Linked DNA regions of Homo sapiens: regions 2 and 3 are each linked to region 1. Evidence: chromatin loops called from intact Hi-C (ENCODE). Cell type or tissue: endothelial cell of umbilical vein. All regions are shown on one strand.

Region 1 (8,000 bases):
ATCCAAAAGGCACCCACTAAGGATCTGCAGTTCTCTGGAATTATGCTGAGCACCCAGATGTGTGCAAATAAGTCTGCAGGCAGTCGATATAGAGCACACTCAAAGGCACTTTACTTTTTTTCAAGAGACAATCTTAGGAGTTTACTTTAACGCACTTCCCAGCTCATAGCATACGAGGAGAGGACTACATTTTGACCCCAGTAAGATGTGACAAGTAATAGTTGGACCCCACAGCAGTTACTTTTGTAGAGAGGAAAATTATGCTCCTTGGCTTCAGGTGAAGACCCCCAGATCCAGGCCAGTGGATTTACAAGTGAAAGTCAGCAGCACTGGGCATTTTGAGCAATAGCTCCGAACAAGCCCTTTACCACGCGGGTAGGTAAACCCCAGAATATACAGATGCCCCTTACAACACGCGGGTAGGGAGGGTATGTGGCCGAGAGAGCATGAGCTTAGGAAATAGACTGGGCTTGAATTCCACCAAGTTTTTGGCTATGGACCCATGGGGATGTGGCATCGTCTTGCTGAGCCTTAATTTCCTCCTGCATGGAATAGGGAGAGCAACAGTACCTGCCTCATTCAGTTAATGTGAGGATCTAGAACAGCATTCACATAAATCACGCATGTGGCACAGAGCAGATTACGTTATGAGGCTTAGCAGGCTGTGAGCTCCTGTCAGCCTCTCTCCTCCTCAGCTCTGTGCCCACTGAGCTCGGCACAAGGGCTGGCCCATGACAGGTGTTTATTATGGGGAAATGAATGAGAGGGACAAGACATTTGCTATTTCCTCACTGTTTCCAACTGGGAATTCAAATGTATCTCACATTCCCATACCTTCACAATAAATATGTTCAGGAGAAAAAATGTATATGCCTTTTAACAGACAGCCAGACAGCACTGAGATACACAGAAATTAAGAATAGTGTCTAAGGGCCGGGCATGGTAGCTCAAGTCTATAATGCTAGCACTTTGGGAGGCTAAGGTGGGCTAATAGCTTGAGCCCACGAATTTGAAACCAGCCTGGGCAACATGGGAAAACCCTGCTCTAAAAAATATACAAAAAATTAATCAGGCGGGGTGGCACATGCATGTGGTCCCAGCTACTTGGGAGGCTAGGTGGGAGGATCATTTGAGCCTGGGAGGTCTATGCTGCAGTAAGCTGTGATCGTGCCACTGCGCTTGAGCCTGGGGAACAGAGTGAGACCTTGTTTCAGAAAAAAAAAAAAAAAAAAGAAAAAAAAAGCATAGTGTTGACCACCACCCAGCAAATGGCATACCTACAACCAGCTTCCTTAGCACACTGCAGGCCTATTGGGTTTGGATGACAAGGTCAATATTCTCAGCCAGAAACAGTAGGGCTAGGGGTTGCTCCAGAACTCTGGGGCGCTCAGTTCAGACTGTGGGCCTTGCTCCCCAGGTCCATTTCTGGGGAATGGAGCTCAGCTCATGTGCATTTGGGAAACTCCTCCAACACTATCAGATTACTGGAGTCTGAGAGGATGGTGACCAGCTATCCGCCACCAGGAGGATGCAAACCAGTTCCTGAGAACCTACTGAATCCTCACAGCAGCCTGTGAGGTAGGTCCAATCCCTTTTCACAGACTAGAAACCCAACCCTGGAGAGATCCGGAACCCATGTGCCTCACCCAGCTATCACACAACAGCTCACACTACCTGCTGTTGTCTCCCCCAGTGTGGCCACTCTGCCCCCGGAGCAAGGCTGTGGCCCAGATGCCCAGACGCCAGTGAGCTCTGTTCCCATGTCCTCAAGGCTCTTGCCTGTTAGAAGGGCTGCCCCTAAAACAGGAACCCCAAGTATGCCTTCTTGAGAAGGAAAAATGCTTCATCTTTTACCTCAATGCTGCTGATGAGCTCTAAATATCGGAGGTCTTGTACTCTGATGAAGGCCTGTGGCGAAGAAATAAAGAATAAAATAAGCTGTCTTCTTGGCTTCAAAAGTGGGTGATTGGCTAGGGGTGGGAAGTCAAGCTCTATCTAGACAGTGAGCCACAGAGGAGAGGAAGGGAGCAAGCACAGATTAATCATCGTGCGTGCAGGAGGTTATACCACCCAGCGAGGCATGGCTTTATCCATGGGATTGGACCATGTAAAGAACAGCAAAGACATCCCAGTTGCATCAGTCATTTTGAGATCAGGTAAAACAAAACCGTGATGCCACAGTCTGTGGCGGTGCCTCCTTGGGAGACTCTAGACCCAAAGAAGAACAAGCCGGTCTGACCCTCTGGGGGGTCACGCAGCATCACAGCAGGAGAGGATGAGATGCATGGACTGATGAGAGACTGCCTATACATCTTGGCAACATGGGTAGAATGCAGGGGACAGCTATGCCTACCCAGTGGTGCCACAGACACAGGGGACCCAGAGCCCCTGGTACCACAGAGGGAGCAGAGGAGGGGAAAGCTGAGAGGGTATAAAGACAGATTCTGGAAGAAGGTGGAGGGGTAGGGAATGAATCCCACCAAGTCTGTGGAAGGCAAACTCTTTATGTAAACCCTAAAATTGCAGCCCTTGCCTTGAACTCACAGTAAAGCCAGAGACTTTAACTCATGGACCTCTAGAAGTTTCTGAGGAACAAGCAGACTGGTGTTAGCTAAGCTAGTTTTGCTGCTTTCAGATTCTGCCCAGGGTTTGGAGGAGCACAAGCCACCAGGTCAGGCTGCTTTCAGGTGGCTTTGCTGTCACCATTTATTGCCCCATTCAAAATGGGCTGACCTGTGCCTAGAGGAGGCAGCAGCTCCAGAGCCCTTTGAACTGAACACGCAGAGCAATCCTGACCACTTGCAGCCTCTGCTCAGCAGCATGGCATCCTCCCTCCTGAAAAGACCTCGGGAGATGAGCAAGTCCCCGGCCTGCCTTGCAGGTGACCACAATGCAACTTTATCTTTTCATCCCACAGGACCAGGCTTCCTGTCAAGAGACTGAGGACCCAGGGAGAAACATGTCTCGGCCCCTGTCCCCCTCCACAATTCAGAGGTCCACATTCTAACAGGGAAAGCTGGTCAATTAAACAGATCATGACACCTCCCAGAGCTAAGAGCTCTCCAACTACGAACCACATGCCTGGAGAACACGGATGAATGGTCTGAGCATGAGCAGGGGTGGGAGGCAGCGTTAAGGGAGGCATCAGAGTCAGAACCTGGCAAACAAGTGTTTGTGAAGAGGAATTCGTAGAAAAGGGCAATGCGGGCATCACATGGGCCAAGGAACACAGGGCTAAGACTACCTGTGTCCCAAGCTGTAGGTCTTACACATCACCCTCTAGATCTGGGTTTCCTTAAAGCGCCTTGAGAGGGCAACCCTGCAAAGCCCAGCACAGTGGCCAAGAGGGAAAGGAGCATTCGAGGTCTGAGTCCTCGCTCTGAGCCTACTTCTCTGCTTCTGGGCTCCAACCATCTTCTTTGTGGAAAGGGGCCTGCTACTGACACCCTCTCAAGGGTCTTTCTAGCTGTAGCTCAGCTGTGCTAGTGTCTAGGATTTGCCCATTAATAAATCTGTTTCCGAGTTCCTTCAACCTGACACATTTTGCAGCGTCAGGGTGCCTGGTCAGAGTCACAAGGCCCCTGAATGAGCTCAGCAGAGGGAAGCCTGGGAATAGGGAGGAACCTGCAGCTCTGCTCAGGGTCTGGCGGGAGCTCAGCAGCTCTTCTCTGCCATCTAGTGGGGATGGCTGTCCATCTCTAGGAACCACTATATCCAAGCTGGTGAGCCTGAGTGCCTGGCACAGAGTAAAGAGGTGGGGTACTCGGGATTTAGATGAAATAGTAACATCCAGCCTATCTTCAATATCATGTGGCTTTTTCAAAACAGCATGTTGTACACAATAGATATATACCACATACACTTACTTTTCAACTATAGTAAATCTGGCTGGGTGTGGTGGTTTATACCTGTAATCCCAGCACTTTGGGAGGCTGAGGCAAGAAGACTGCTTGAGCCCAGGAGTTCAAGACCTGCCTGGGCAACACAGTGAGTCCCCGTCTCAATATTTAAACAAATATATAAAAATATATATATTTATAAAAATATCAGTAAACACTCATATTAAACCTTGTGGCTTTTTACAATCCTTTCTATTCTAGGGATTTGTCGTCTCCCTCCCTGCTGGCATTTCTGGGTGGGGCAGGAGAGGGAAGCTCCCTCCATAGAGATGCCTCCTCCCTCCTCTGAATTCTTTTTTTTTTTTTTTTTTAAGTCAGAGTCTTGCTCTATGGCCCAGGCTGGAGTGCAGTGGCACCATCTCGGCTCACTGCACGCTCCGCCTCCCAGGTTCACGCCATTCTCCTGCCTCAGCCTCCGGAGTAGCTGGGACTACAGGCGCCTGCCACCATGCCCGGCTAATTTTTTGTATTTTTAGTAGAGACGGGGTTTCACCGTGTTAGCCAGGATGGTCTCGATCTCCTGACCTTGTGATCCGCACACCTCGGCCTCCCAAAGTGCTAGGATTTACAGGCGTGAGCCACCGCGCCTGGCCCCTCCTCTGAATTCTTACAGCCTCCTCCATCTCCACTTTCCTACACTGAGGACATCTAAAAATATAATCTAGATCATTGTTACACAACGATCACTTCCCTTGTTTAGTAATGGCTAGCATCTGCACAACCATCCCTGATTTAAATTCCCCTTTACAACATCTCAGTTAAGCCTCATGACTGCAGCGGGCATTCTCACCACCCCCATTTCAGAACTGGGAGGACTGGGGCTCCAAGGAAAGTGGCTGGCCTGAGGTCCCAGAGCCCCTTATGTGACACAGCTCGTTCTCAGCCAGGCTTCTTAGTCCTGGTCTGGTCCAGTCTCCTCTCTTCATGCCTACAAGTCTTGATCTAACCCAAGGCGGGCATCACGTCCCTCTTTGCCACTCCTTCAATGTCAGCCCGGGAATATGGACAAAATGAGCAGCTCATTAATTGACTGTGGGGAGATAAAGAGGGAAGGGGTAGGGGAGTGGAGGTTGGAAGCCATTCCTTCCTCCATCTGAGGTTCTAGATGGAAACACAGCTCAGGAACATACCTGGGCTTTTCCTTATGTGCAGAGAGGGGTCAGATGTTTTCAGCCATCTCTCTAGCTTTCATAGACTAGGCCAGGAAAGGACACAACGAATCAAGTCCATGAATCCCGCCATGAAGGTACGTGGGAAGTGCCCACATTGCTGTCAGAATCAGAGACCTTGACCATCTCTCCCACCTTAGTTGGCAGATGCTAAGAAAAGCAGCATTGTGTGCAGCATCATGGCCAGTGACTACACCGATAATAAAAGCCGCCATTTACGGAGTGCCTGTGATGTGCCAGGCTACTAGTCAGGTGCTTCCCACAGAGAACAGCTAATAAGAGTGACAGCCAGAATCTGACATGCTGCTCCTGGGTCAGGCTTTACAGGCATCCTCCCATTTGATCCTCACAGCTTTGTGAGGATGGGGCCTGTCATCATCCTACGTCTATAGAGAAGCAATCTTAGAAAGGGTGTCACCTACCCAGGCCCACAGTGAGGAAGTGGCTAAGATACAAGCCCAGGTCAGCCTAACTCCAGAGACTGCTGCAGTCTATGGCCTCTCCGTGCCACCTGGGTCCCCATCTGCCTTCTTAAGGGACCCCACAAGGACCAAACTCCAGCTCCTGCTGGCTAGATGCTTACCTTCTTTGCTGTTTCAAAATCTAAACCTTCTAGCGCTTCCATGGCCAGTTCACGCCAATCAGTGTCTGTGACACCCAAGCAAGCAATCTGGTAGGCTTCCTTGAACAGTTTCCTATCCAGGTACTGGTACATGGGAGCGGACTGCAGGATTTCATCAAGGGAAAAAAAGAAGACTGTTTTCAGAGCCATGGAAAGAACCAGATGCATACAGAGCCTGCCTCCAGATGCGTGGGATGATTACCCATGCCTGGGGAGCAGCCCTGCAGCCGCCAATCAGCACCCTGCCCAGCCTGCCCAGCCCACCCTGTGTGCTCCATCCTGCACCTCTCTCATGACTGGGCTACTGTGCTCCACAGCACAAACTCTCTGCCCATCCTCCCCTCCTTCCCACCTACAGGCCTGCCTCGCCATAGGATGTCACCCTCACCTGGAATGCCTTTGCCCCTCCCCACTCTGCCTCTGGAAAATACCTATTTGGCTTTCAAGGCCCTGTTGAAATGTCACCTCTTCTGCAGAGTCCTCCCAAGCCCCTCAAGCCCCCACCCCAGGGGAAAGAGTCTCAGCTTCCTCTGCCCTTTGTCCAGATCGCAGGTTGTGCCGCAGTTACAGGCCTGTTCCCACAGCAAAGCCGTGCACAGCCGTGGGCAGTGGTGGGTTGTATCGGCCTCCCTCAGCAGAACCCCAGTCTACGTTTGCTGACACAATGAATGAGTTCGTGGGAGGAAGCGGTCTGGAATGGCCTCTTCTTCCAGGGACTGAGTCCAAGAAAGGTAAGTGATTTGCTCCAAGTTACCCTGGAAGCCTCTGGAAACAGCTCTCCTGATCCCTGCCCTGGGGACAGATGCCCTCCTACAAGATGGGGTTGCCTTGCTGTGAGTGCCCATGAATAGTTCCTAACGACTTCTCTTTCTTAGGTTTATAAAAGGCTTTTGGCTGTCCCCACAGTCCTGTGCAGTAGGTATTATTTCTCCCTGGCTACAGCCCAGGAGACCGAGACTCAGAGAGGACAAATGACCTGTCCCAGCAAATAGCTGGCAATAGCCAGAGGTGACTGGACTCCAGGTTCTGTGCCCCTTCCTGCCACATGTATGCACGCGTGTATATGTGCATATGTGCGTGCAGGCCTGAGAATGAGTCTTGAGTTGGGCCATGACATCTTTAACAAGGAAAGGCCTTGCCCTTGTTTTAGGCCAGCCAGTGTGCTTCAGTGGCCTGCATCTCTCCTGGCTTCCTGGGCAGGGAAGAGAAATCAGCCAGGACCTCTGTGCTAATGGTTCCCAAATGTGGAGCTTGAAGTATTGTTTTCTCCATTTGGGGCTTTTGTCTGTCTTTGAAATTTCCAGTCCCATTTTTTAGCTTTAGAATTGAAGGAATTTTTTTTATTTTGAGTCTGTCTACTCTCAGAGCAAAACATGGCTGCTTCCAAGTGCTTATCTTTTCCACCATGCCATCTCTCCTCATTGGCACATTAAATGCTCCCTTTAGCGGGGCAGCAGGCATAGGCTACGGAGCAGGTGACCTAGAACCCAGGCCAGGCTCAGCCACATCCTAGGCTGGTGACTTTTTGGGTAAATCCATTAACTTCTGTTTAGATGTCCTGCCCAGCTCAGGCTACCATGGGCAAAGGAGAGATGTGCTCCAAAAATAATGAAGCACTGGGCAAAATGCAGGCATGATCATTACCTTCACTGTATTTTCTCAGCACCAGCTCCTCACCATCTCCCAGGCTCTCCAGTCTTGTTCCTACCCCCACCTTTCCCTTTGTTTGAAAAGCTTCCCTGCTCCACTCTTCCTTTCCAGACCTCTCAGGGCTCAGATCAAGTTTCACCATCTCCTGGAAGCTTTCTCAAACTCCTGAAAGCTTTTCTTAAAGCACACAATGAGCTTTCCTTTCTAAAGTCCGTCAGTAAGTACAGCCTGTTGCAATTTAGTTGTGTTTTGTGGTTTTTGCTATTTTATGAGTCAGTAATAAGGAGAAATAATAATAGAAATTTGGCTTGACGAAACCTGAAAGATGGGTATAATTAACCCCATTTCACAGAAAAGAAATGAGGCCCCAAAGAGTGAAATGAGTTGCTCTAGTTACAGCTGCTTGAGATGGCAGAGTCAGGACTGAAAGCTGGTGCTCCTTCCCCGAACCACACCAACTGCTTGCCATGCTGACTGCCCCGTGAGTGGGACAGGCACTCAGGCAGGCATATCACAGCTGAGCATATGATGGATGGCTAACACTTGGACTTACTTGGGAGGCACAATTTGAGTGGAGTTTTAAAAATAGACCCCACTGAACAAATACTCTCTGAGCTATACTTTATCTTGCTGTTGGATTTCAAACATGAAGTCACCACC
Region 2 (8,000 bases), 340 kb before region 1:
ATGCTCCTCTGTTATGAAGAGATTAGGTAATGGAATCACAGGCATGAAAGAATATGGACAGTGGAGCCACAATGACAGTGCCCATAAAATATTTGAAAAAAGTCTTCTGAGAGTAGTCATCAGGAACAAAACTTTAGTGAGTTTGCATTCCTGTTCCACTAAACTCTAGTAGCCTTGAGTTCACAGGGAACTCTTTTATTCAGCTAATTTATGGCTTTCTAGATTGCCACTTGGTGGCAGCAAGTCCACATATTCCCAGAACAGGAGCACCATGGTGCTTCATTGGTAGTGGCTTAAATTGTTGAAGTACTTGGTAGTGTAGGGAGTTTTAAAGTCCTTTAAACAAAAATTTAAAGAAAAATATGGAAATAACCTCCTACATCATATTTTGCATTCTGTAGCAGCTTCTGTGCATGTATATAATTTTGTCTTATATATTTGCACAAATACAGTACAAAAATAAACACTTTCTATTAGGAAAAATCTCATCATCTCCCATCCCCCCCTCCCTTTTTTTTTTTTTTTTTTTTTGCATGTGATTTTAGTAACCATGGCAGTTGCGTTGATTTTACATCTCTTAGTTTCAGCTTCCTTTTAATTTCTTGCATTTAATACTGGTATATGTTTGCTGTTTGACCTTTCTTTTTCTCTACTTTTCTATCCTACCCAGTTACTTTGCTTTTGAGTTTGTATGGATATATGGGAAGCTTCTGTCAGGGATGACACTATAGAGAAAGGGATTTCTTTGAATCTCCTTTCTTGATAGCTGGTACTGAGCAAAGCTCTAGTCTCTGATTCTGATTCTGTCTGAACCATTCACTCATATGGTGCCAGAAAGGTCATTTGTGCTTCAGCAGAGAATTCAACTTACAGGATTTTTATTTCCATTCTCTTCTCAAAAGAGCAAACCTGTCATCTCTAGTTACCAGTGAACTTGATGAATATGAATGGTAACACACTTTTCCATTAAAATCCACATATAGTTAGATTGGGATATCCATTTCTCACTGTTGTTCTTTGATTATACTGAGTTTCAGCCTGTGAATAATTAACTGTGGTTATGAATGAGAGGGATTAAATTGCCTCAGCTAGAGTAAACCTATTGGATGGTCTCTTCTCTTGATTTCCCAAGCAATGGCTGTTCTGTCAACTACCATTATAGTGTCCATTCCAAGATGGCTCCTCTAATATCTAATTCTGTATATATTGAATCTTGTAGGGATTTTTGCTTTTGAACATTGCTGTTTTAATTTCCTATGGACTTGTTCTGGGCTTTTTCTCTCATTCTAAAAAATAATCATTACCCACTATCTAGAAAACTGTCTTTTAATCTTCTGATTAAAGATTGCTTAATGATAGTGCCTATTTGTTTGGCCAGTAGCATGTTTTTCTTTGTTTTAACACTGGAGTTTCTGCATGGATTTATAATATAAGGTTTTTTTTTTGTTTTTTTGTTTTTTTGTTTTTAACATTAGATAGGCATGAAGCCTTCGTCTCACAGCTGCATGCGTAGTCACTGTTGAAGCAAATGCCTACCTAATTTGACACTCTTGGTGTGTTTAAAAAATTTTTTTGAGTTTGCAAATAAGCATATTAAGTCTACTGATGGAGCCTTCGGGCAGTGAACAGTTATTTGAGGACCCTGATCCTGGAGGCAAATCCCAAGATGCAGAGGCCAGAAAGCAGACAGAATCAGAACAAAAATTGTCTAAAATGACCCACAATGCTTTGGAGAACATTAACGTGATTGGCCAAGGCTTGAAGCATCTCTTCCAGCACCAGCGCAGGAGGTCATCAGTGTCTCCACATGATGTGCAGCAAATTCAGGCAGATCCAGAACCTGAAATGGATCTGGAAAGCCAGAACGCATGTGCTGAGATTGATGGTGTCCCCACCCACCCCACAGCTCTGAATCGTGTCCTGCAGCAGATTCGAGTGCCACCCAAGATGAAGAGAGGGACAAGCTTGCATAGTAGGCGGGGCAAGCCAGAGGCCCCAAAGGGAAGTCCCCAAATCAACAGGAAGTCTGGTCAGGAGATGACAGCTGTTATGCAGTCAGGCCGACCCAGGTCTTCATCCACAACTGATGCACCTACCAGCTCTGCTATGATGGAAATAGCTTGTGCTGCTGCTGCTGCTGCTGCTGCATGTCTACCAGGAGAGGAGGGAACTGCGGAGCGGGTAAGTTTGTAAGATTTTGTTTTTCTGTTAACTTACTGTTTTTCATACCTAGGACTCTCCAGACTTTCCTTTGGTAACTAAAAAGATATCTCAGCAAATACCTTAAAGTTGTGGTAAAAGAATTTTTCCCCTTTTCAAATGGGTAAATAATAATTATAGCTAATGAATGAATGCTTAGAATTATATTCCTATTTCCTTCCTAACATAGTGCTATATTTTATTTTATCCTTTCGTTAAAACCTTAAGTATATTTCATGTATTCTTTCTGTATATTTGAGGGTCAGTTTTATGGTAGAGCAATAAAGATGCTTTGTTTCTTATTGTTTTGATTTTGCACATGGAGATGGCTTTCTTACATTAATGAATGTAGTGAATAAAGTTCTAGAATCTGAGTTTGTGCTTACCATGGAAGTACACTAAGTTGGTTATAATTTTCATATACTTTGTAGTACATCAGCAGCATTCATTTTACATTTTGCATGCCACAGTAGAGCATATACATTATTATAGTGTACTATTAATAAACAGATTGTTTTGGGTTTACCCAAAACCAGGCATATTAAATCTAGGAGAAACTTTTTCCATATAACTCTCAGTTATGGTTAGTTGAGGCACATAGAAGAAATAGTCCTGCTAGGGTTTGAAAACTCAGGTACGCGTAGCCATGCAGGTAGTGACAATGAGTGAACTTAGGTGTTATGGAGCTTGGACAAACTGAGGAGTTCCTGCTTTGTTTAACAGAGGCAATGTCTTAGCTTTAGCTGATGGTTGAAATTTAGTACTGTGGGCACAGTCTTGCCAGAGCTTCTGATTTTTTTCAAGAGAAACTGGAAATCTAGATGGGAAATCTCTTGATTTTTAACAGATATGCAAGCCACACTGAACACATTTGTGGGCTAGGTCTGCCTTGTAAGTTACCATTCAACTATCTTTCAGCATTACTTTTGTGTATTCCTTAAGGTTTTTGTTTGATCGTTTTCATTCTGTGTCTGCTTGCGGTACAGTTAGGTTTTTTTTTATTGGATATTAAGTTACCTGGAAATATAAATACTGAGTCTAGTACCTTAAACTTTTCCTAAGGTTTTTTTTTTATTGGATATTAAGTTACCTGGAAATATAAATATTGAGTCTAGAACTTTAAACCTTTCCTACCTAAATATGATATTTAAAACATATAGATAATGGACAGTAAATCACTTTAAACCTGTCAAAATAATGATGTGAATTAAAATTCAAAAAATTTAAATGGGGAAAAGTACCACATATTTATGTGTATATTCATTTTATTTTTTTTGGAGACAGGGTCTTACCCTGTCACCTAGGCTGGGGTGCAGTGGTGTGATCGTGGCTCACTGCAGCCTTAACCTCCCCAGACTCAGGTGATCATCCCACCTCAGCCTCCTGAGTAGCTGGTACTACAGGCGCATGCCAGCATGTCTGGCCAATTTTTTTTTTTTTTTTTTTGTAGAGAGGAGATTTTGCCTTGTTGCCCAGGCCAGTCTCAAACTCCTGAGTTCAAGTGATCCATCCACCTCAGCCTCCCAAAGTGCTGAGGTTACAGGCATGAGCCACCGTGTCCAGCCTATATTAGTTATCTTTGAAATAAAAAGAATATTTGGTCACTGATTACCCAAACTAGTTGGCAGTAAAGATTGACAGTGCAGCTATGTACCTTGTCTTAATCTTCAGCCTTTACCAGAGAACATTAAGGAATTTACAGCTAGTGATTCTGGGATTATAGACTTTTATGTTAAAAAGAAAAAGTGTAAGTAAAGCAGATTTTATTGGAAAACTTCAAGAGAAAGAGGGCAAAGTGAGAACTTTTTTCATAACATTGTTTCTTTAATGCTTTGTCAACTTTATTAGCATATGCTTACAGTAAAATCCACCAGTTTTAAGTGTACATCTTGACTAGTTTTGAAAAATGTGTAGTTTTATAGTAACACAGTCATTATATAGAACATTCCCATTACCCCCAAATAATGATTTCTCATGCCCCTTGGCTGCAGTCAGTCCCTCTTACCCAACCGGTGGCCTCTGGTAGCCGCTGATCTGCTTTCTATTGCTATAGTTTTGCCTTTTCTAGAATTTCCTAAAAAATTAGATCATGCAGTCTTTTGTGTTTGACTTCTTTCATTTAGTGTAATACTTTTCAACTGTTGTTGATTCAACTGTTGTTGAATGTGTTGATAGTTTGTTCCTTTTTATTGCTGCACTCCAGGCTGGGCAACAAAGCAAGACCCTGTCTCAACCCCCTACCACCCACCCCCACCAAAAAAGATAGATGTAAACTTCGGAGCTTCTAAAGGGAAAGTTTGGAAGTTATGGATTCAGGTTCTCTATTAAGGTTAATATCACTTCAGAGCTCACTATATCATCTTCTTATTTATAGCCAGATTTAGGAAAAGCAGTGTATATTAGGCTGCAATGAGGGAAGCTTTTTGGATTACTTATAGGCAGAAGGAAAGGGAAATTTTTGTAATGCCTGGCTGTACCTGGAAGATAGAGAAAAGTGGAAGAAGTTTGAGGGAGATGTATGTGTTCAAATAAAAAGATTTCTAAGTTTGAATTAGTTGAACTGTAAGCAAAACTAGTAATGCAGGTGTACTGTTCTCCCAGTGGGGAAGAAATGAAGCGGGGAAAAGGATAATTCATTTTGTTGACCACCAGGTGGTGCCCTAGGTGAGGATTGGTAGGTGGAAGTGAGGGGATGGATGCCTGACAGGACATTGATTAACCCCGGGGTGATAATTTAATTAGTACAGGAAGTCATTAGGATGTGGGCTAGCTTGAGCACAGTGACTATTAAATAGTGATAGTGCTCTTATAAATATTGAGCTGAATTGATAACTGTGGAAGTGGAATGGACAATAGAAGAACAGGTAGGATTTGATAACAATGTTAGAATAAAAAATTTTAAAATCTGAAGTTTGCTTGGGAGAATCAGAAAATATTTTCCATTTCCACTAAACAGTTGAAAAATTGTATTTTTTAAGGAAAACCATTTAGTTTCAGTTGGGTGGCTGACACCTACTATGAAGAGAATGTCTTATAGGCCTTTAATAATACGGAACTGGAACAGTGGGCATAAGTTAGAAATGAAGATGTATTTTGGCTTTCTCATTGTTCTCCCTTAAAGATACTTTACGTAGCAAAACTTGATTGCCAAAGCAAGTAACTTACAGGTTTATTGACCCTACCTCTGAAAGCCAGAATGTTTATGGCTATGTCCTTTCCCCCAATACTGAGTTTCCTTTAATATAAATATGTATTCATTGGCCCCAAAGATATTTTGATTATCCTTAATGATCTCATGTGGGCATCAAATATAGTTCTTGTAAGAGTAGAAGTGAAGGTACAGATAAGCTAACTGTTCCTAACCTTGGTAAATTTGTTATGCAAAGTGTAATATCATAGGGATGCTTCTTAAAGTTTGTTTCTGTTTGTTTGGTTGGTTGGTTTTTTTTGACACAGAGTCACGCTCTGTCACCCAGGCTGGAGTGCAGCGGCATGATCTCTGCTCACTGCAACCTCCACCTCCCAGTTTCAAGCAATTCTCCTGCCTCAGCCTCCAGAATAGCTGGGATTACAGGCACACACCACCATACCCAGCTAATTTTTGTATTTTTAGTAGAGACAGGGTTTTACCATTTTGGCCACGCTGGTCTCAAACTCCTGACCTCAAGTGATCCACCTGCCTCAGCCTCTCAAAGTGCTGGGATTACAGGCATGAGCCACCGCGCCCAGCCAAAGTTCATTTGTTTGTTTTTTAAGTCTGAGTTACTTTCTTTCTGTTCAGAGCCTTTTATGATGAAGGCTCAACGTAATGGAAAGTAGAGTTCACTCTTTAACCTCTTTTTCCTTTATACAACAAAATGGTCCAGGCTTTAGGGTAATCAGACTCCTAAACATATATAGTATGTGACCTAATTTCTGCTTTTCTCTTTTATTCATCAGAGATTTGGGTACTTTATCAATAGCTTTGAATCTTAGGAGTAGAGGAGGAGAATTTTAGTATCCAAAGTCCACTACTCTTTGGTTTATCCAGAACGCTAATATAAGGTCTTGCTTCCAAAGAGTCATAGATAGATAGACGGAGGGATAGGCCAAGATTGTGTTTTGTGTAAGGTAATTACTATTGCAGACTGTTTTTTTGTTTGTTTGTTTGTTTGTTTTTCAGGGATCTCAGTACAGCATTTTTTCTCAAGAAAGACAACTTTGGCAAGTTAGCCCAATGTTGAACTAAGTCGGTGTTTGTTAAAAATTGACTTATTTTGATGTTATCATAGCCTATGATCCTGTTGGTCAATGTGAGCAGGCTAGATTTTATTTTTGAACTTTTGTACTTCAGGGTCACAATTAATATACATTATGCGTTAATAGGTGTCTCTCACTTTGTATATATATCAACTTTGGGAATATGTTCCTAAACAAAATTTTAAATATATAAAATGTTATTTTTGTTTTGTTTTGTTTGAGATGGAATTTCGCTCTTGTTGCCCAGGCTGGAGTGCGGTGGCGTGATCTCGGCTCACTTCAACCTCCACCTCCTGGGTTCAAGCGATTCTCCTGCCTCAGCCTCCCAAGTAGCTGAGATTACAGGCGCACATCACCACGCCTGTATAATTTTTATATTTTTAGTAGAGATGGGGTTTCACCATGTTTGTCAGGCTGGTCTTGAACTCGTGACCTCAAATGATCCACCTGCCTCAGCCTCTCAAAGTGCTGAGATTACAGGCCTGAGCCACTGCGCTGGCCTAAAATGTTTTATTTTAAAAATTAAAGTTATGGCAAATCTTTTTATTTTGTCATAGTAACATCTTACTGGGATAAGAAACCCTGACTCAGATTTCAAAACTGTAATAATGAGGAAGCTAAGAATTCAAAAGTCTTGAGTTGCAAAATGAGTCCCTTGCACCACAAATGATTTCTAGTCAGAAGATCACTGGCTGCTGCCAAGTGACTACCAGACTCATAGACTGTTAGGCCTATTAAGCTACTTTGATTAATTCTAATCAAACTCCTGATTTTACAGGTCCAGAGATGTTAAAAACCTGCCTGAAGTTATACAGTTAATTATGAGTGATACCAGGACCAGATCCCTGGGTTCCCTCTTGTTTTGTGTTCAGCATTCTTGCCTCTTTACCTGGTTGAGCATGCCAGAGAATTGAAGAATGCCAGAGAATTGAAGAACACCAGTTCTTTCAAGCAGGAAATAAGAAAAGGGGAAAGGAAAGTTTTTCCTTTTTTCAAAGATTGGTTGCTAGATCAGCTTGTTTGAAGGCAGAAATCTAAGAGCAGTGACAAAGACTGATTTCATCACTACCTCTGGTTTCTTATGTTATTATGTATTTTTTGAGATGGGGTTGGGGTCTTGCTCTAATGCCCAGGCTAGAGTGCAGTGGTGCAATCATGGCTCATTGCATCCTCAAACTTCTGGGCTCAAGGGATTTTCCCACCTCAGTCTCTTGAGTAGCTAGGACTATAGGCATGTGCCACCATGCCTGGTTCTTATGTTATTACTTTTAAACAACTTTTGCCATCATTTTCAGACGGGTAACAGTAGATATCAAATACTGAAATGATTCCCTAAAGTTATTTTAATCCCATTCATCATTAAAATATGAACAGTGACATCCTGGATTCTCAGATGTCTAAACAAAATAATAACAAAATAGTTATTTACAATGCCTAAAAAATAAGGCCTCATAAATATATATAAATATATGTATTTATATTTGAGACAGGGTCTCACTCTGTCACCCAGGCTGGAGTGTAGTGGTGTGATCACAGCTAACTGCAGCCTCGACTTCCCAGGC
Region 3 (8,000 bases), 110 kb after region 1:
ATAGTTGGAAATGAATTAAAAGCTTGCGGTGAGATAAAAGATAGATTTTGGCTGGATGTGATGACTCATGCCTGTGATCCCTACACTTTAGGAGGGCACAGCAGGAGGATCGCCTGAGCCCAGGAATTCAAGACCAGCCTGGTCAACATAGCAAGACTCTCTCTCTGCAAAAAAAAAGAAAAAAAAAAAAACCTCCCAAAAAAAAGGTTTTACTAGGCATGAAAATGAGTCCATTTCCATTCTAGGCCCCAGGATATCACCATGACCAATAAAAACAATCTGTGGCACTCAGCAGGTGCATGTCAACATGGGCAGGTTCTTTCTCCCCGTCAGCAGGACAAGAACATCTCCCCTATCCAAAAGGCACCCACTGAGGATCCGCAGTTCTCTGGAATTATGCTGAGCACCCAGATGTGTGCAACTAAGCCCTGAGCAGTCGATGTGGAGCGCACTTGAAGGCACTTCATTTTTTTTTAAGATACACTCTTAGGAGTTTACTTTAACCCACTTCCCAGCTCATAGCACACGAGGAGAGGCAGACATTTTAACCTTGGTAAGACCTGACAAATGACAATAGTTGGACCCCACAGCAATCATTACTTTTGTAGACAGCAAAGTTATGCTCCTTGGCTTCAGGTGAAGACCCCCAGATCCAGGCCAGTGGATTTACAAGTGAGAGTCAGCAGCACTGGGCATTTCAGGCAATAGCTCTGAACAAGCCCTTTACCATGCGGGTAGGTAAACCCCAGAATATACAGATGCCCCTTACGATACATGGGTGGGGAGGGTATGTGGCCGAGAGAGCATAAGCTTAGGAGACAGAGTGGATTTGAATTCCACTGAGCTTTTGGCTGTGGACCCATGGGGACGTGGCATATGTCTCGCTGAGCCTTAGTTTCCTCCTGCATGGAATAGGGAGAGCAATAGTACCTGCCTCATTCAGCTAACGTGAGGATCTAGAGCAGCATTTGCATAAATGACGCGTGGGGCACAGAGCAGACTCAACACAGAGCAGCTTACGTTATGAGGCTTGGCAGGCTGGGAGCTCCTGTCGGCCTCTCTCCTCAGCTCTGTGCCCACTGAGCTCGGCACAAGGGTTGGCCCATGACAGGTGTTTATTATGTGGAAATAAATGAGAGGGACAAGACATTTGCTGATTTCTTCACTGTTTCCAACTGGGAATTCAAATGTATCTCACGTTCCCATACCCTCACAATAAATCTGTTCAGGAGAAAAAATGTGTACGCCTTTTAACAGACAGCACTGAGATATACAGAAAGTAAGAACTTTCAGGCTGGGCGCGGTGGCTCACGCCTGTAATCCCAGCACTTTGGGAGGCTGAGGCGGGTGGATCACGAGGTCAGGAGATCGAGACCATCCTGGCTAACACAGTGAAACCCCGTCTCTACTAAAAATACAAAAATTAGCCAGGTGTGGTGGCGGGCACCTGTAGTCCCAGCTACTCAGGAGGCTGAGGCAGGAGAATGGCGTGAACCTGGAAGGCGGAGCTTGCAGTGAGCCAAGATCGCGCCACTGCACTCCAGCCTGGGCGACAGAGCAAAACTCCGTCTCAAAAAAAAAAAAAGAAAGAAAGAACTTTCTGTCTAAGGGCAGGGCGTGGTAGCTCAAGTCTATAATGCTAGTACTTTGGAAGGCTAAAGTGAGCTAATTGCTTGAGCCCAGGAATTTGAAACCAAACTGGGCTACATGGCAAAACCCTGACAATACAAAAAATACAAACAAAGTTAACCAGGCGTGGTGGTGTGCACATGTGGTCCCAGCTACTTGGGAGGCTGAGGTGTGAGGATTGCTTGATCCCAGGAGGTCTAGGCTTCAGTGAGCCATGATTGTGCCACTGCACCCTGGCCTGGGGAACAGAGTGAGACCCTGCCTCAAAAAAAAAAAAAAAAAAAAAGAATAAAAGGAATGGTGTCTACCACCACCCAGCGCCCAGTTTCATTAGCCCACTGCAGGCCTATTGGGTTGGATGACAAACTGAATATTCTCAGCCAGGAACAGTAGGGCTGGGAGTTGCTCCAGAACTCTGGGGCGCTCAGTTCAGACTGTGGGCCTTGCTCCCCAGGTCCATTTCTGGGGAATGGAGCTCAGCTCATGTGCATTTGGGAAACTCCTCCAGCGCTATCAGATTACTGGAGTCTGAGAGGATGGTGACCAGCTATCCGCCACCAGGAGGATGCAAACCAGTTCCTGAGAACCTACTGAATCCTCACAGCAGCCTGTGACGTAGGTCCAATCCCTTTTCACAGACAAGAAACCCAACCCTGGAGAGATCGGGAACCCATCTGCCTCAGTCAGTTACCACGTGACAGCTCACACTGCCCACTGCTGTCTCCTACTGTGTGGCCACTCTGCCCCTGGAGCAAGGCTGTGGCCCAGATGCCCAGACGCCAGTGAGCTCTGCTCCCGTGTCCTCAGGGCTTTTGCCTGCTGATATGGTTTGGCTGTGTCCCCACCCAGATCTCATCTTGAATTCCCATGTGTTGTGGGAGGGACCCCGTGGCGGGTAATTGAATCATGGGGCAGGTCTTTCCCATGCTGTTCTCATGATAGTAAGTCTCACGAGATCTGATGGTTTTAAAAAGAGGAGTTCCCCTGCACAAGCTCTCTGTTTGCCTGCTGCCATCCATATAAGCTGTGACTTGCTCTTCCTTGCCTTCTGCCATGATCATGAGGCTTCCTTAGCCATGTGGAACTGCAAGTCTAATTAGACCTCTTTCTTTTGTAAATTGCCCAGTCTCACGTACATCTTTTCCAGCAGCGTGAAAATGAACTAATACACCTGCCACAAGGGCTGCCCCTGAACCCCGAACCCCAAGTCCACTTTCTTGACAAGTAAGAATGCTTCAACTTTTACCTCAATGCTGCTGATGAGGTCTTGTACTCTGATGAAAGCCTGTGGGGAATAATAAAATCAGCTGCCTTCTTGGCTTCAAAAGTGGGTGACTGGCTGGGGGTGGGAAGTCAAGCTCACCTAGACAGTGAGCCACAGAGGAGAGGAAGGGAGCAAGCACAAATTAATCATCGTGCGTGCAGGAGGTTATACCACCCAGTGAGGCGCGGCTTTATCCCCAAAATTGGATCATGCAAAGAACAGCAAAGACATCCCGGTTGCATCAGTCATTTTGGGATCAGGTAAAACAAAACCGCGATGCCACAGTCTGTGGCGGTGCCTCCTTGGGAGACTCTCGAGCCAAAGAAGAAGCCAGTTTGACCCTCGGCGGGGGGCGGGGGGGGCGGGCAGGCAGCATCACAGCAAGAGAGAGAGAGATGCATGGACTGATGAGAGACTGCCTATACATCTTGGCGACATGGGTAGAATGCAGGGGACAGCTGTGCCTACCCAGTCGTGCCACAGACACAGGGGACCCAGAGCACCTGGTACTGCAGAGGGCGTGGAGGAGGGGAAAGCTGAGAGGGCATAAACACAGATTCTTGGAGAAGGTGGAGGGGTAGGGAATGAATCCCGCCAAGTCTGTGGAAGGCAAACTCTTATATAAATCCTAAAATTGCAGCCCTTGCCTTGAACTCACAGTAAAGCCAGAGACTTTAACTCATGGACCTCTAGAAGTTTCTGAGGAACAAGCAGACTGGTGTTAGCTAAGCTAGTTTTGCTGCTTTCAGATTCTGCCCAGGGTTTGGAGGAGCACAAGCCACCAGGTCAGGCTGCTTTCAGGTGGCTTTGCTGTCACCATTTATCGCCCCATTCAAAATGGGCTGACCTGTGCCTAGAGGAGGCAGCAGCTCCAGAGCCCTTTGAACCGAACACGCAGAGCAATCCTGACCACTTGCAGCCTCTGCTCAGCAGCATGGCATCCTCCCTCCTGAAAAGACCTCAGGGGATGAGCGAGTCCCCAGCCTCTGGCTGCCTTGCAGGTGACCACAATGCAACTTCATCTTTTCATCCCACAGGACCAGGCTTCCTGTCAGAGACTGAGGACCCAGGAAGAAACATGTCTCGGCCCCTGTCCCCCTCCACAATTCAGAGGCCACATTCTAACAGGGGAGGCTGACCAATTAAACAGATAATGACACCTCCTAGAGCTAAGAGCTCTCCGACTATGAACCAGATGCCTGGAGAACACGGATGAATGGTCTGAGCATGAGCAGGGGTGGGAGGCAGCGTTAAGGGAGGCATCAGAGTCAGAACCTAGCAAACAAGTGTTTGTGAAGAAGAATTCATAGAAAAGGGCAATGCGGGCATCACATGGGCTAAGGAACAGAGGGGTAGCAGTAGCTGTTGTGCCAAGCTGCAGGTGTTATACACTACCCTCTAGATCTGGGTTTCCTTAAAACACCTTGAGAGGACAACCCTGCAAAGCACGGCACAGTGGCCGAGAGGGAAAGGAGCATTCGAGGTCTCAGTCCTCGCTCTGAGCCTACTTCTCTGCTTCTGGGCTCCAGCCATCTTTGTGGAAAGGGGGCTGCTAGTGACACCCTCTCAAGGGTCTTTCCAGCTCTAGGTCGGCTGTGCTGGAGTCTAGGATTTGCCCACTGAGAAATCTGTTTCCAAGTTCCTTCAACCTGATGCATCCTGCAGCATCACGGCAGCTGTTCAGAGTGGTCAGAAGGCCCCTGAATGAGCTCAGTAGAGGGAAGCCTGGGAACAGGGAGGCACCTGCAGCTCTACTCATGGCCTGGCCAGAGCTCAGCAGCTCTTCTCTGCCATCTAGTGGGGATGGCATACCATCACTGGGGACCACCCTGTGCAAACTGGTGAGCCTGAGTGCCTGTCACAGAGGGAAAGAAAGGGGGGGGATACAGGATTTAGATGAAATAGCAACTCCTACCCTATTGTCAAAATCATCCAGCTTTTTCAAAACATCATATTGTACTGATTTTTTTGTGTTTTTGACAGAGTCTTGCTGTGTCACCAAGGCTGGAATGCAGTGGCATGATCTCGGCTCACTGTAGCCTCTGTCTCCCTGGTTCAAGCAATTCTGCCCCAGCCTCCCAAGTAGCTGGGACTACAGGCATGCGCCACCACACCCAGCTAAGTTTTGTATTTTTTTAGTAGAGTCAGGGTTTTACTTTGGCCAGGCTGGTCTTAAACTCCTGGCCTCAACTGATCTGCCTGTCTCGGCCTCCCAAAGAACTGGGATTACAGGCATGAGGCACCGTGCCTGTCCCATGTTGTACTTAATAGATATTTACCATATACAATTATTTTTTAATTTAAATAAATCAATGAACAGTGTTATTTTTTAAATCTTGTGGCTTTAATACACCCTTTCAATTCTCAGGGAGTGTTTTGGTGATACAGGCTGGGGAGTTAAATAAATGAACGAATAAACTTAGTTGTTATCCATTCAAATATTTGTTGAGCACCAACCTGTCTAAGGCACTGTGCTAGGCAGTGTGCAGTGTTATTAAGATGAGGTACGTGTTTGGTTCCTGGGTGTAAGGAGGTGACAATCTAGAGGGAAGGTTCTTAATTTCATTCTGTGCCCAAAACAACACCTATTCTGGGGATTTGTCATCTTCCTCCCTGCTGGCATTTCTGGGTGGGGCAGGAGAGGGAAGCTCCCTCCATGGGGATGCCTCCTCCCTCCTCTGAATCTTACAGCTTCCTCCATCTCCACTTTCCTACACTGGGGACATCTAAAAATATAATCTTGATCATTGTGTAACAATGTTCAAGTAATGGCTAGCATCTGCACAACCATCCCTGCTTTAAATTCCCCTTTACAACATCTCAGTTAAGCCTTGTGACTGCAGTGGGCATTCTCACTACCCCCATTTCAGAACTGGGAGGACCGGGGCTCTGAGGGAAGCCGCTGGCCTGAGGTCCCAGAGCCCCTTACGTGACACAGCTGGCTCTCAGCCGGCTTCTGAGTCCTGGTCTGGTCCAGTCTCCTCTCTTCATGCCTACAAGTCTTGATCTAACCCAAGGCGGGCATCACGTCCCTCTTTGCCACTCCTTCAATGTCAGCCCAGGAATATGGACAAAATGAGCAGCTCCTTAATTGACTGTGGGGAGATAAAGAGGGAAGGGGTAGGGGAGTGGAGGTTGGAAGCCATTCCTTCCTCCATCTGAGGTTCTAGATGGAAACACAGCTCAGGAACATACCTGGGCCTTTCCTTATGTGCAGAGAGGGGTCAGATGTTTTCAGCCATCTCTCTAGCTTTCATAGACTAGGCCAGGAAAGGACACAACGAATCAAGTCCATGAATCCCGCCATGAAGGTACGTGGGAAGTGCCCACATTGCTGTCAGAATCAGAGACCTTGACCATCTCTCCCACCTTAGTTGGCAGATGCTAAGAAAAGCAGCATTGTGTGCAGCATCATGGCCAGTGACTACACCGATAATAAAAGCCGCCATTTACGGAGTGCCTGTGATGTGCCAGGCTACTAGTCAGGTGCTTCCCATAGAGAACAGCTAATAAGAGTGACAGCCAGAATCTGACATGCTGCTCCTGGGTCAGGCTTTACAGGCATCCTCCCATTTGATCCTCACAGCTTTGTGAGGATGGGGCCTGTCATCACCCTACGTCTATAGAGAAGCAATCTTAGAAAGGGTGTCACCTACCCAGGCCCACAGTGAGGAAGTGGCTAAGATACAAGCCCAGGTCAGCCTAACTCCAGAGACTGCTGCAGTCTATGGCCTCTCCGTGCCACCTGCGTCCCCATCTGCCTTCTTAAGGGACCCCACAAGGACCAAACTCCAGCTCCTGCTGGCTAGATGCTTACCTTCTTTGCTGTTTCAAAATCTAAACCTAGCGCTTCCATGGCCAGTGCACGCCAATCAGTGTCTGTGACACCCAAGCAAGCAATCTGGTAGGCTTCCTTGAACAGTTTCCTATCCAGGTACTGGTACATGGGAGCAGACTGCAGGATTTCATCAAGGGAAAAAAAGACTGTTTTCAGGGCCATGGAAAGAACCAGATGCATACAGAGCCTGCCTCCAGATGCGTGGGACGATTACCCATGCCTGGGGAGCAGCCCTGCAGCCGCCAATCAGCACCCTGCCCAGCCTGCCCAGCCCACCCTGTGTGCTCCGTCCTGCACCTCTCTCATGACTGGGCTACTGTGCTCCACAGCACAAACTCTGCCCATCCTCCCCTCCTTCCCACCTGCAGGCCTGCCTCACCATAGGATGTTACCCTCGTCTGGAATGCCTTTGCCCCTCCCCACTCTCCCTCTGAAAAATACCTATTTGGCTTTCAAGGCCCTGTTGAAATGTCACCTCTTCTGGAGAGTCCTCCTGAGCCCCTCAAGCCCCCACCCCAGGGGAAGGAGTCTCAGCTTCCTCTGCCCTTTGTCCAGATTTCGGGTTGTGATGCAGTTATAGGCCTGTTCCTACAGCAAGGCGGTGCATAGCCCATGGGCAGTGATGGGTTGTACCCGCCACCTTTGGCAGGCCCCCAGTCTATGTTTGCTGACAGAATGAATGAGTTCCTGGGAGGAAGGGGTCTGGGATGGCCTCTTCTTCCAGGGACTGAGTCCAAGAAAGGTAAGTGATTTGCTCCAAGTTACCCTGGAAACCCCTGGAAACAGGTCTCCTGCTCCCTGCCCTGGGGACAGATGCCATCCTACAAGATGGGGTTGCCTTGCTGTGAGTGCCCATGAATAGTTCCTAACGACTTCTCTTTCTTAGGTTTATAAAGGGCTTTTGGCTGTCCCCATAGTCCTGTACAGTAGATATTATTTCTCCCTGGCTACAGCCCAGGAGACCGAGACTCAGAGAGGACAACTGACCTGTCCCAGCAAATAGCTGGCAATAGCCAGAGGTGACTTGACTCCAGGTTCTGTGCCCCTTCCTGCCACGTATGTGGTCATGTGTATATGTGCATATGTGTGTACATGTTACTGGTGGAGGGTCTTGACCACAAGCCATCAGGTTCTTGGTGTTTTCAACAAAGAATTGAACAAAACACACAAAGCAGTGAAGGAATGAAGCAACAAAAGCACAGATTTATTGAAACCAAAGTACACTCCACAGAGTGACAGCAGGCTTGAGGAAGTGGCTCAAGAGCACCA

The links. Peaks named below come from ENCODE experiments on the same cell type or tissue, not always from the same donor. Only the 100,000 strongest peaks of a DNase experiment are listed, where the experiment ranks them.
Region 2: it touches region 1 in a loop (10-fold over the local background); 96 of 110 quality-filtered maps call a loop at or near these places.
Region 3: a loop joins it to region 1, with 5 times the contacts of the local background. A loop is called at or near these places in 11 of 110 quality-filtered maps.

The regions. Positions count from the first base shown.
Region 1 is chr3:129,486,049-129,494,048 of GRCh38, reverse strand. IFT122 (intraflagellar transport 122) reads right to left here. Exons shown (of 30, transcript NM_052989.3): 16 at 5,652-5,792; 17 at 1,855-1,908. Among named protein-coding and RNA genes, the nearest start is that of RHO, 39 kb to the left of the region's middle. RefSeq lists silencers at 3,687-3,756, 4,163-4,371 and an enhancer at 3,469-3,763. In endothelial cell of umbilical vein, a CTCF peak has its summit at 3,670 (motif pointing left); a DNase peak (open chromatin) is centred at 3,608; H3K27ac peaks cover 1,270 bases.
Region 2 is chr3:129,821,984-129,829,983 of GRCh38, reverse strand. It overlaps TMCC1 (transmembrane and coiled-coil domain family 1), which reads left to right. Exons shown (of 7, transcript NM_001017395.5): 4 at 1,476-2,181. The coding sequence starts at 1,606. Among named protein-coding and RNA genes, the nearest start is that of TMCC1, 68 kb to the left of the region's middle. In endothelial cell of umbilical vein, CTCF peaks have their summits at 241 (motif pointing right) and 4,848 (motif pointing right); DNase peaks (open chromatin) are centred at 243 and 4,903.
Region 3 is chr3:129,380,149-129,388,148 of GRCh38, reverse strand. It overlaps the pseudogene RPL32P3. Among named protein-coding and RNA genes, the nearest start is that of SNORA7B, 13 kb to the left of the region's middle. In endothelial cell of umbilical vein, a CTCF peak has its summit at 4,689 (motif pointing left); a DNase peak (open chromatin) is centred at 4,638; H3K27ac peaks cover 477 bases.